2 separate regions of the Homo sapiens genome follow, and region 2 is linked to region 1. The links are chromatin contacts, found by Hi-C or POLR2A ChIA-PET in ENCODE. All regions are on one chromosome and are shown on one strand. The core of a region is the stretch at or near the end of the contact, and the rest is flanking DNA. Distances in the headings are between cores, read along the strand shown. Region 1 has its middle 88 kb from the start of MIR223HG. Region 2 overlaps MSN (moesin).

Region 1 (5,408 bases), core at 425-2,924:
CCATTTAAAAAAGAAGTCTGACCATGCCTTGACAAAACTGCCTTGTCATGCTGCAGAACCGCCTCTGCCCCTATTGACTTGGACTCTCCAAAACCCTCTGGCTGGAATGGCTGTCATCAAGTCTTCCAAACAACCAACGTGGTGGCCTGCCCTGCCCTCAGGCACTCCACCCTAGGGAGAGATCAGAGCTCTGTTCATAGAATATGAGTAAGTGGGGGTGACTGGAGGCACCAGCTGGGAAGTCTCACCCATTGAGGAGGAATGAATCGGAGTCCCTGTTAAAGAAGCAGTCTGACCACACCTTGGGAAAACAGTGATGCCATGCTGGGGCACTGCCTCTGATCTTGTCAGCTTGGGCCCTTCAAAGCCTGCAGACTGGGATGGCTGAGTTGTCCAAACCACCAAGGTGGTGGTTCACCCCTCCCTCTGGGCACTTCATTCCAGGGTGAGATCAGAGTTCTTTCCATAGAATATAGATGGGTAGGGGTAGCTGGAGGCCCCATCTGGGAAGTACCACCCAGTGAAGAGAAATGAACCAGGATCTTGCTTAAAGAAGCAGTCTGGCCACATTCTATCAAAGCAGCTGTGCTGTGCTGGGGGAACCCTTCCTCATTCGAACTCTTTGGGCACTTCAAAGCCTGCAGGCTAGAATGGCTGAGTTGACAAAACAGCAGAGATGGTGGCCCACTTTTCCCTAGGGGCTGTATCCTGTCTCAGGCAGTCTCCATCCTATTGCTATTATCTGGCTAAGCCAGTGGTCTTATCTTGTGAGGTCCTGTGGAAGTGGGCCCGCAGACTGATACTGCGTGGCTCCCTGGATTCAGCCCCCTTCCTAAGGGTATGTACCAATCTCCCACCTTGCTTGAGTTGCACTCACCTTTGTTGAGGATTCCAGGGCCGGAGTATGTAAAGCTCCTGGTGATATAACTCAGATGAGTGGAGGAACACCAGGGTTCTTCGTCTCGAATTGAATTGGATAAAATGACATGAACACACGTGAAGTGGTTTTAAGGAATGGAGAGTTTAATAGGCAAGAAAGAAGGAAGAAGCTCCCCCATACAGAGACCAAGGGAGTGGGGCTCCAAAGATGGGAGAGGAAACATTGAGTGCAATGGAAATCAGCTAGTTATATGAGGAGGCTGGAGGAGGCAGTGTCTGGTTTGCATAAGGCTCAGGGGATTGGTTTGACCAGGCATGTCATCATGTAGCCCATAAAAAACTGGCCCTCCCACCCTAGCTTTTAAATATGCAAATGCAGGGCACCATGATGTTCTACACACGTGGGGATATGTGGGGGCAGCCATGTTGCCAGGCACATGTCGGGGCAAGGGCAAGAGGACAACTGTGGGAATCGCCATGTTTGGGTGGACCCAGTTTCTAGTGGCTTGCATTTGCATATCAAAGGTTTCCTGCCCAGCTCTAAGAGTCGGAGCTTTCCTTCTAGACAGGAAGCATTTCTGCTTTCTATATTTAAGCAGGAGCTGCTTAAAAAGAAACAAAAACTTCCCAAGGACCCCTTTTCCTCTCTATCTGCCTAAAATAATTTCTTAATAACTCCTATAACACTGGGTTTCTGTGTGTGGCTGAGAAGCTGCTCTGCTGAGACTCCACACAGTTCTGTGTGTTAGGCACAAGGCTCATGAGGGGATCTTCTAATTTGAGGGTAGCAAAGATCTGTAGGAGAAGTGTGGTTTCCTGGGGTTGCATATTCACTCACCACTTCCCTTGGCTAGGGGTGGGGGTTCCCTTGGCTCCATGTCACTGCAGGGTGGGCTGTTGCCCTGCCCTGCTTTTGTTCTCTGTGGGTCAAGTTGTTTCCCTGATTAGTTCCAATGAGAGTACCTGGATACTTCAGTTGAAAGTGTGTATTTACTCACCCCTTTCATTCCTCTCCTTGAGTGCCATGGACCACAGTTGCTTCTAATCTACCATCTTGGTCTGGGACCCTGGGTTTTTTTAAGACAGGGTCTGGCTCTGTCATCCAGGCTGTAGTGCTGCAACATTCCCTTGTGGATTTTCAATTAATGCCCTTCATTATATTGAAGAATTTACCTTTTATTCCTAGTTTATTGAATGCATTCTTTAAGTTACCAAATGGTTTGGATTTGTCAAGTGCTTTTTTTTTTTACATTGATTGAGATGATTATGTTTTTTTAAAATCATTCAAATAATGTGGCATTTTACTGTTATAAATAAAGTTTCAGTGCCACAAAATAAATAGCACTTGAATATAAAATTTTCTTTTTAATTCTCAGCAAGGCAATGTACTTCTATAGAAGGGTGCAGCCTTACAGATGGAGCAATGGTGAGCACACATCTGGACAAGGGAGGGGAAGGGGTTCTTATTCCAGACACACTTGTCCCCTGCTGCTGTGTCATTCCCCTATTGGCTAGGGTTAGAATGCACAGGCTAAACTAATTCCGATTGGTTAATTTAAAGAGAGTAACAGGGTGAGTGGTTTGGCGGGAAAAATGGTTATGGCAGAGCAGGAAATTGGAATGAGTCAGGGTGGAGAATGAGTCAGGGTGGAGCAGGTAATTGGAATGAGTCAGGGTGGAGCAGGTACTCGAAAAAGGTTGCTTTAAGAAGAAGTTAAGTTTAAAAGTAGAAGGCAAATAATTGAACATACTGACATCTTGATTCTTTGAAGAGAAATTTAGAACTCATATCTAACAACCCCTCCTCTTGCATTTCCTTACAGCTCTTTCTCTTCAAACTTCTTTAACATGTCTTGGCTTAGTTGTTCTGCTTGATTTTCCAAAAGAAGCTTCTCTGGATAAGGTGGAGGATAGTTAAGGGAGGTATCAGTAAGTGTCATTTTTTGAGCCTTTGCACCAACCCATGGATGCATGGTGTGACACGGCACCTGACAAGAATAAGTACACCCATTACGGCTGCAAGGGAAGTAAGAATTGAGGCTACTATTCTTTTCCATTTACTGAACCACTTTTCTAGTCATCTTGTAAAGGGGCCATTTACCCCTGAGTTGTTGGCTAACTCATTGGACAGAGCAGTCAGACCTTGCAATGCCTTTGTTATACTTCCCTCAGGGGCGGAGTTGTTTGGGATGAAGGTACAACATTGAGTTTTAATTATGATGCAAACTCCTCCCTTTTCTGCTAATATCATGTCTAAGGTTATCCTATTTTTCCGAAGCCATCTGGCTAGTAGCCCCTAATTGCTCAGCTATTCCTTTAACAGCATCTCTAGTGTAGTTAATAGATCACTGTTGGTTGTAATAGATGTAGTTTATCCAATTTACATTTTATTAATTGTCACCCACCAAAATATTGACTCAAATCCTGCAGCTATTTGATTTTGGGCTTTAAATTGATCTGGTATTCCCTGTGGGACTCTAATTGTGTCTAAATAGATATGAGAGTCAAAAGACCCATAAGGGGCTTCTTTTGCTTTATGATGTCTTATTTTTTTTTCTTTCTCTGGTTGATGAAATGCCAGGGCGAAAGGGTTAGCCAACTGGACTAAAGCATAAGTACCACTTCAGTTACTTGGCAGAGTGTCCAGTAAAGGTCCACCATAATACCACTACACATCTCCTCAGGGATGAATAAGGGCTGACTAATTGGTAAGCTTTTGAAAATTTTAAGCTCACTGCCTCCCTTCAGGTCTCCAAGGAATGTTAAGCTTCCTCCCTGTCGTGAGAGACACGAAGTGAACTTAGTTCTGAGAGATCAAAGCTGGATGGCCCCCAGGGGCTGAGCCACAGGGTGTCAAACTTCGGGATATAGCAGAGAGAGAGCTTGGCATGACATGTTACCCCACGCTGTAGAATCCTGGAAAAGAGCTACCATACAGCCCAAGCCCAGTCAATTGGAGGACCACCCTAGTGGAAAAGGGACAATCTGGGCCTCTGGCCTGCCGTGCACACAAGCATAACAATTGTCTTAGTTTAACTTGTGGGTGGAATATTGAATCCATTTTGACCAGGCATTTACATCTTTATACTCTGTTTCAATGGCTATGGTTTGCCTTAGTCCTCCTATTTCTACTACTGAGAACTTGCTTGTTTCATTTGGCATGAGGCAAGTCATAGTTTGATTTCACAGGTTTGGGAAAGGGGCAGCCATAGGAGGTGGAGTAGGGAGAACAAAGCACACCTTAAAGAAGCCTGTAGGATCCTTTCCAGTGACCTCTGCTCCAAAACCATAGAAGTGCTTTAAAGTGGGGTTAGAGTTGCTAGTGGTAGGAATAGTAATGGATATAAGCACTGGGTAAGGAAAGGAAAGGAAAAGATAGACTAAGCTTTCCTTAGGTTTAATTTGGTAGGGCTTGATCCAGGAACAATGGTCCATGATTCTGAGGATAATGACATTGCTTGACTTGGGTGTGTTGTACCCATCCCTTTCCACTGTACGAGCAGCAGTCTCATGGTTAGCAGCACAAGGTAGGGTCCTCCCCAGGCTGGCTTGACTTTCCCTTCTTTCCACCCTTTGATGAGAACACGATCCCCAGGCTGATGCTGATGTACTGGAAACCCCAAAGGTGGTGCCTGTGCTAAAAGATCTCTTGTTTTAAGGGAAGAGAAGGTGGAGGATAAACCAAGTATATAATTTCTAAGAAACTAATCTTTTGTTTTAAATGTGGGGACATCAACAGTGGACTTTATAGTCCTTGGTGCCTTCTTGTTGATAAATTTTGTTTAGCACCTATTTTTATTAGTTTTTAGACCAAAGAAAGCCAAACACCATTTTATATTTAACAATGCTTCCTGTATTATTTTTATACCAGATAAGCTAAATTTCACCTTCATATTAGTGTGTTATTAATGTTAAGCTTAATTTTAATAAAACCTTGTAGACATATTTATTCAATTTTTAATGTCTGACCATAAGGTAAGATTTTTATAGACTCTTTTTAGTCTTTTATAATTTTTGTTAAAGAGCAAGTTAGTGCTTTAAGAAAAACCTGTTGTGCTTTTATTTTAATGTCCAGTTCACAGAGAAACCAGATGATACACCTTTAACTTTAGCCAATATGTTTACACACACAATTTCCTTTACAATTAACTTTTCAAAACTTGCTTAAACCTTTAAAACAAAATATTTTTTAACCTTTTAATGTAGGTAAAAATACACATTCTTATGCCTCCTTATAATCCTTTTACCAAAAGTATATTTTACTTTCCTTACACACATTGCACACTCTTTCTTCAATAGTTTACATTCAGGAGGCCTAATTACTTTTAAATTATACAACATTTCTTGCATAAATTCCCTTTTATAACTTTTTTTCACGACTTTCAAAGACAATTCTTTGACATGCCTCAACTTTCTGACTTGTTGCAAACATCCCTTTCTTTAAACAACCATTTAATTTATTTTAGGACAAGAATTTACCATATAACATTCTTTTTTACATAAATTCTCCCCCCCGCCTTTTTTTCCTC
Region 2 (5,020 bases), core at 193-2,692, 240 kb before region 1:
TGGTGGCTCATGCCTATAATCCCAGCACTTTGGGAGGCTGAGGCGGGTGGATCACGAGGTCAGGAGTTTGAGACCAGCCTGACCAACATGGTGAAACCCCGTCTCTACTAAAAATACTAAAAAAATTAGCTGGGTGTGGTGGCGAGTGCTTATAATCCCAGCTACTCAGGAGGCTGAGGCAGGAGAATCGCTTGAATCTGGGAGGCAGAGGTTGCAGTGAGCTGAGATTGAGCCACTGCACTCCAGCCTGGGTGACAGAGCGAGACTCTCTCAAAAAACAAACAAACACACAAACAAACAAACAAAAAAATCCCCTCTCTTCTCAGCTACCTGTGGACTGCCTGTTCTAAATAATGTGAGCTCAGGGAATACAGGCTCTTCTGATAATCCAAATAACACATAATTAGTTATGCAAACGTGTCCTAAAAGTTTCCAGGGTGAAGTGGTTAGGTTGCTGTTGCTGAGTAATCCATAGAGTATTACTCTTATGTTGATGTGGGTAACTGACCTTAACTATAAGGAAAATGGTGAACTTTGCACTCTGGAGCAAGGAAAGTGATAGGCTTCTACTTCTCAGGTCATTTGTGCCTTCACTGACCATCCCTCCAGCTGTGAACTCAGGTAGAGGCAGCATATTTATGAGAATCGGATTAGAAAGGAGGCAATCCTTCAAAGATCGGAGGTTGAGAAGACATGTTTGAGTGTGCCCTGCATGGACTTTTATTCCAGGGAGAGTCGAGTAGTTCTCCCTTCATCACACTCTACTGAGATTGTCCTTTGGCAAGAAGAACCAAGCTTAAAGAAAATCTTAAAAGAGCCATTAGGAACCTCTTGGGGCAAGTTCTTCTGGAACCTCTAGCTGCTTAACATCCCAGAAAAAGAAATTCTAGGGTTAGGAAGCTGGAAAGGATTTATAATTTTAGGGGATAGCTGCCCATTTTCCAAATAGTTTTCTGTTTAAAATAGCCAAGTCAGATGCGAATTGAAGGAATCTCTTGACAGGTTGGCTGGCATTGCCCTGTAATTTTTTTCCAGTGTCCAAGTAATGATAATTCTCTATATTTGTAACAAGTTTCATAGTTGTAAAACTCTTTTTTATTGTTATTACTATGTCATTTGATATTCATCAACTCTCTACAGTTGGCAGGTTAGGAATTATTATCTTTTTTAAAATTATTTTTTAAAATAGAGACAGGGTTTCACTGTGTTGGCCAGCCTAGTCGCGAACTCCTGGGCTCAAGAGATCCGCCCACTTCGGCCTCTCAAAGTGCTGGGATTACAGGTGTGAGCCAACACACCCAGCCAGGAATTATTATCTTTACTTTTACATAAGGGAAAACTGGGGCTCATAGACTTTAAGTGGCTGCAAAAATTACTCAGCTAATGAGTAATGGAGACAAGGCTTGATTGGGAGACAGAAGACTTTGGTTTTCGACTATGCACGGGGTGGAGTGTGGGAAGGGAAGGCAGTGTTGTTTCATAAAGGCCTGGACTTAAGCTCTGGTCATGGTTAGGTCAGAGTTCTGAAGCTAGAAAGGAAGTTTCAGCTTTAAACATTTGGCCCTTCCCCCGTTCCAGTGGTTGCCCAACCTCTTTTCAGTCTCTCTTCTAAATATTGTAAGTCAAGACTAATGTTTAGAGAGAGAGCACTTGGGGGCTGTGTGGGGATGGCCACCTGTTATATTTGTGTCCTGCCTACTTGGGGCCTGGCCTGACTCTGGTTTTGCAACTGGCTTCCTGTGTAACCCATTCTTGGTAGTGTCAGACCACTGCCTTCAAGGCTAATTGTGCTTTCCACCTGGTTGAGCCAATAACTTATTTTGTTTTGCCATGCTCCTGGACATATGGGAGTTGCTTATTAGTAGGTGAGAATTGTTTGGGGGCTGCTTAGACCTAGCTAATGTAGAGTCTTGTTTGTACCTTGGTGGGAGCAAGAGCATCAATCCAACTTTTTGTTGAGAGGAAGAGGTATTGGAGAATCATGGAAAAGGCACTCTTTTTTAGTTGAAGAGCTGTTGTTTATGCTGGGCCTTGCTGTTAGCTTTCCAGAGCAATCTTGACCAAGTCCTTGCTCGTTTTTGGGCCATAGCCTGTTCCACAAGAGGTTGGTTTGGCTAACCTCTGAGGGCTATTTCCTGCTCTGAAACTCTGATTTATTCAGAAATGTTATACTCCCCTAACAATGGAGGCTGGTCTGCCCTCCCATGGGTACGGGAATGGTGGCACACATCTCAGAAATGGTTTTGTTCTGTGCGGAACTGAGCCAAATGGACAACTCTACCAGCTCCAAAAAGTTGGAAGTGGTCAGCTGTGTCTGAATTTTGTAAGGGAGCATAACTGGGTGGAGGGGTGAACAGGCATCATTAGAGGCCGGATGTGGATGAGGAGGGAAGAAGTGCCCTGGAGAGGTAGTTCATAGAGAACCCACCAGAAACAGGTGATAAGCTGACATCATGAGGTAGATGGTTTATCCCAGTCTGTGGCCAGGTAGTTCCTGGTCACAAGCAGTTGGTACGCCCTCAGGAATGTGATACCATCACATGGGAATGTGTCACTAGAGCAGCCAAAAGGCTGTGGATGCAGGAAGAGCAGCTCTCTCTTGTCACCATTCCCTCTGTGAAGGGTGGGAGATTCTTAAAATTGGGCCATAGAGACCATATGTGGCAAATGAAAAAAACAATTCACAATGGCAGATAGGACTGGTCCTTTAGAGAAAGGAAAAGTTGTAATGCTTGCCTGATGTCAAAGCATGTGGGGTTGGATTTGCTAGTTCCAATACATTTTAATTTTTTTTCTTGTGGACTTGAAGCAAGGTTTGGAAAAAGGGGGAAATTTGAACTCATGACCTTTGGAAACCAGAATGAAGCTTAATGTTGACTGTTAGAGCTGCCCTTCTTATAGTAGGGGGCTGAGTTTTGCATGGAGCCATCTAGGCTCCCTGCCTTCTGATCTACCTTGGCCAGGGTGTACCTGGGGAAGTCCAGCTTGCCTGTGTAATTGATCTTGACCAGTTTGTAGGAGCACGTGTAGACTCTGATTAATTGGTTTGGGTTAAGGCTTTGGGAATCAATATTTTCTGAGCACTCCCACAGGGAATTCTAACATTGGGCAAAGGTTGATTACTGCATCTCTAATAGAAGCCTCTCCTTGCTACATGTGACAAAACTGAACCAGAGAAAGGGGAGGGAGGCCTGTGCCCATGTCAATATGGCATGGATACAGCTGATCTGAGCACTGAGCTAATGCTTTTTCCAGGGCTCTTTGGACTCTTCTAACAGTTCAATTGGACATCCTCTAAACTTGGTCAGAGGTCCAGAAGGAGATAGTAGTTATGGCCCCCAACCCAAAAGTGCTGGAGGAAGGGGTGGGGTTAACTAATTGCACCCAAGGGAGGTGAGCAGCCCTTTTTAGAGAGTGAGTTCACCGTCTGGGCGTGAGCAGACCAGTGGTTGGGGGAAAGGGGAAGGATAGAACAGGATAGGAGGTGAGTAATGCTGTGGGCATCAAGACATTCAGTTAGTGGGAACATTATAGGGAGCTGGTGAGCTCAAGGACCTGGTGACTTCACTCCTCAGATCCATGTGGACTTGCAGGGCTGGAGCCCTGTCTCAGTGTCCAAGACGTGTGTCTTGTGCCTGGGAACTGAGGACTGCTTGTTCTCTGCTTCCTGCTTCAGCTGGATGGCCTTTACGCTTGATTAGGGAGTGAGCCCAGCCATAGAGCAGCCTCTCCTTGGCCCCAGCCCCTACTGCTACTATCCTTTCAGAGTGGATCAAGCTCTCGCGCATATTGGGGCACACTGTATCACAGTGTGGTCTTTGATTATTTTTCCACTGTTTTACATGTAGTATCCCGAGTAGAGAATAAGCTCCTTCTATGGTAGGAAAGGGGGCTTTGTTCCAAGTCCTTCCTAGGGGCATGGGAAGGTGCTTAATGGAGAGAAGCAAGCAGCATGAGTAGGACACTTTGGGTTTCTTTTCTCTCGCCAGTATCAAAAGGAACTTTTCTTAGGAGAGAAAGGTAACTGGGAGCTTTAGGGTGGATATAGTACACACTTCATTCTCTGGGGTCCAAGAATTATGTCTTTTTCCTACTAGGTGGGGAACCCCTTGAAGTAGTACTTGGCATAGTCTCTGTATTCCCAGTGCAGAGTAAAATACCCCACACTTTGCAGGGGTTCAATAGCTGCTGAATTGGTTTAAGGGCATTTTTTGTCTTATCCTCTCCCTTGAGTCAGATTAGATTCCCCAGAAGCCCCCTATCTCCTGGCTGAAGACTATGGAAGCTAACAGGGGAGGAAAGGAAGGGCTGCATCCACAGTTGGCTGTCTGGCACCTCTTGGATCCAGAAATCCACCTATAATTCTTAGCAGTAGTTAACTTTTCAGGTGTATATACTTTCACATGTAGATGTTTTTTATTTCTTTTTGTTTCTTTTCCTTTTTTTTTGAGATGGAGTTTTGCTCTTGTTGCCCAGGCTGGAGTGCAATGGTGCAATCTCGACTTACTGCAACTTTCGCCTCCTGGGTTCAAGTGATTATGCTGCCTCAGCCTCCCGAGTAGCTGGGATTCCAGGTGCCCGCCTCCACGCCTGGTTAATTTTTTGTATTTTTAGTAGAGATGGGGTTTCACCATGTTGGCCAGGCTGGTCTTGAACACCTGGCCTTAGGTAATCCACCCACCTCAGCCTCCCAAAGTGTTGGGATTACAGGCGTGAGCCACTGTTCCCGGCTCTTTTCTTTTTCTAGAGGAGGAACAATTGTGAAGAGCCAGGGTGGGAGGTTAGAAGGTAGGCACTCCTGAATGGTTGTTTCTTCCCACCACTTTTGAGAGAAGGGCCAAGCAGATCATGAACATCCTAGACTTAGTCCAGAGGAGAAAGGCCTTAGTGTAGTGTTGGCCACTAATGGAGGTCATTAGCCGTGGAGCTCTGTGGTGGCCTTCTTTCATTCTTAGCCTCTCACTCCCATTGAGTTTGGCATCCTTAGCTTGATTTCCTTTTATTCTCCAAACCTTTTCTG

What was found. A loop is a pair of places that touch in the nucleus more often than their neighbours do. ChIA-PET counts read pairs that join two places held with the same protein, here RNA polymerase II (POLR2A). Pooled maps may share reads with other maps.
Region 2: a loop to region 1 is called in a map of naive thymus-derived CD4-positive, alpha-beta T cell, with 2.2 times the contacts of the local background. The contact joins two enhancer-like sites. A Hi-C loop is called at or near these places in 1 of 168 maps with a recorded cell type or tissue (naive thymus-derived CD4-positive, alpha-beta T cell) and 10 of 50 pooled maps. POLR2A ChIA-PET finds 5 or more read pairs at or near these places in 1 of 52 experiments (CD4-positive, alpha-beta memory T cell).

What each region holds. Positions count from the first base shown.
Region 1 is chrX:65,925,102-65,930,509 of GRCh38, forward strand. No RefSeq gene overlaps it. Among named protein-coding and RNA genes, the nearest start is that of MIR223HG, 88 kb to the right of the region's middle. RefSeq lists an enhancer at 1,415-1,614. Within about 2 kb of position 1,675, at least 5 of the 41 ENCODE cell types and tissues checked have a DNase peak (open chromatin) inside an H3K27ac peak, as active enhancers do.
Region 2 is chrX:65,687,074-65,692,093 of GRCh38, forward strand. The region is part of intron 1 of MSN (moesin); the gene reads left to right. Among named protein-coding and RNA genes, the nearest start is that of MSN, 22 kb to the left of the region's middle. RefSeq lists a silencer at 1,452-1,501. Within about 2 kb of position 1,443, at least 4 of the 41 ENCODE cell types and tissues checked have a DNase peak (open chromatin) inside an H3K27ac peak, as active enhancers do.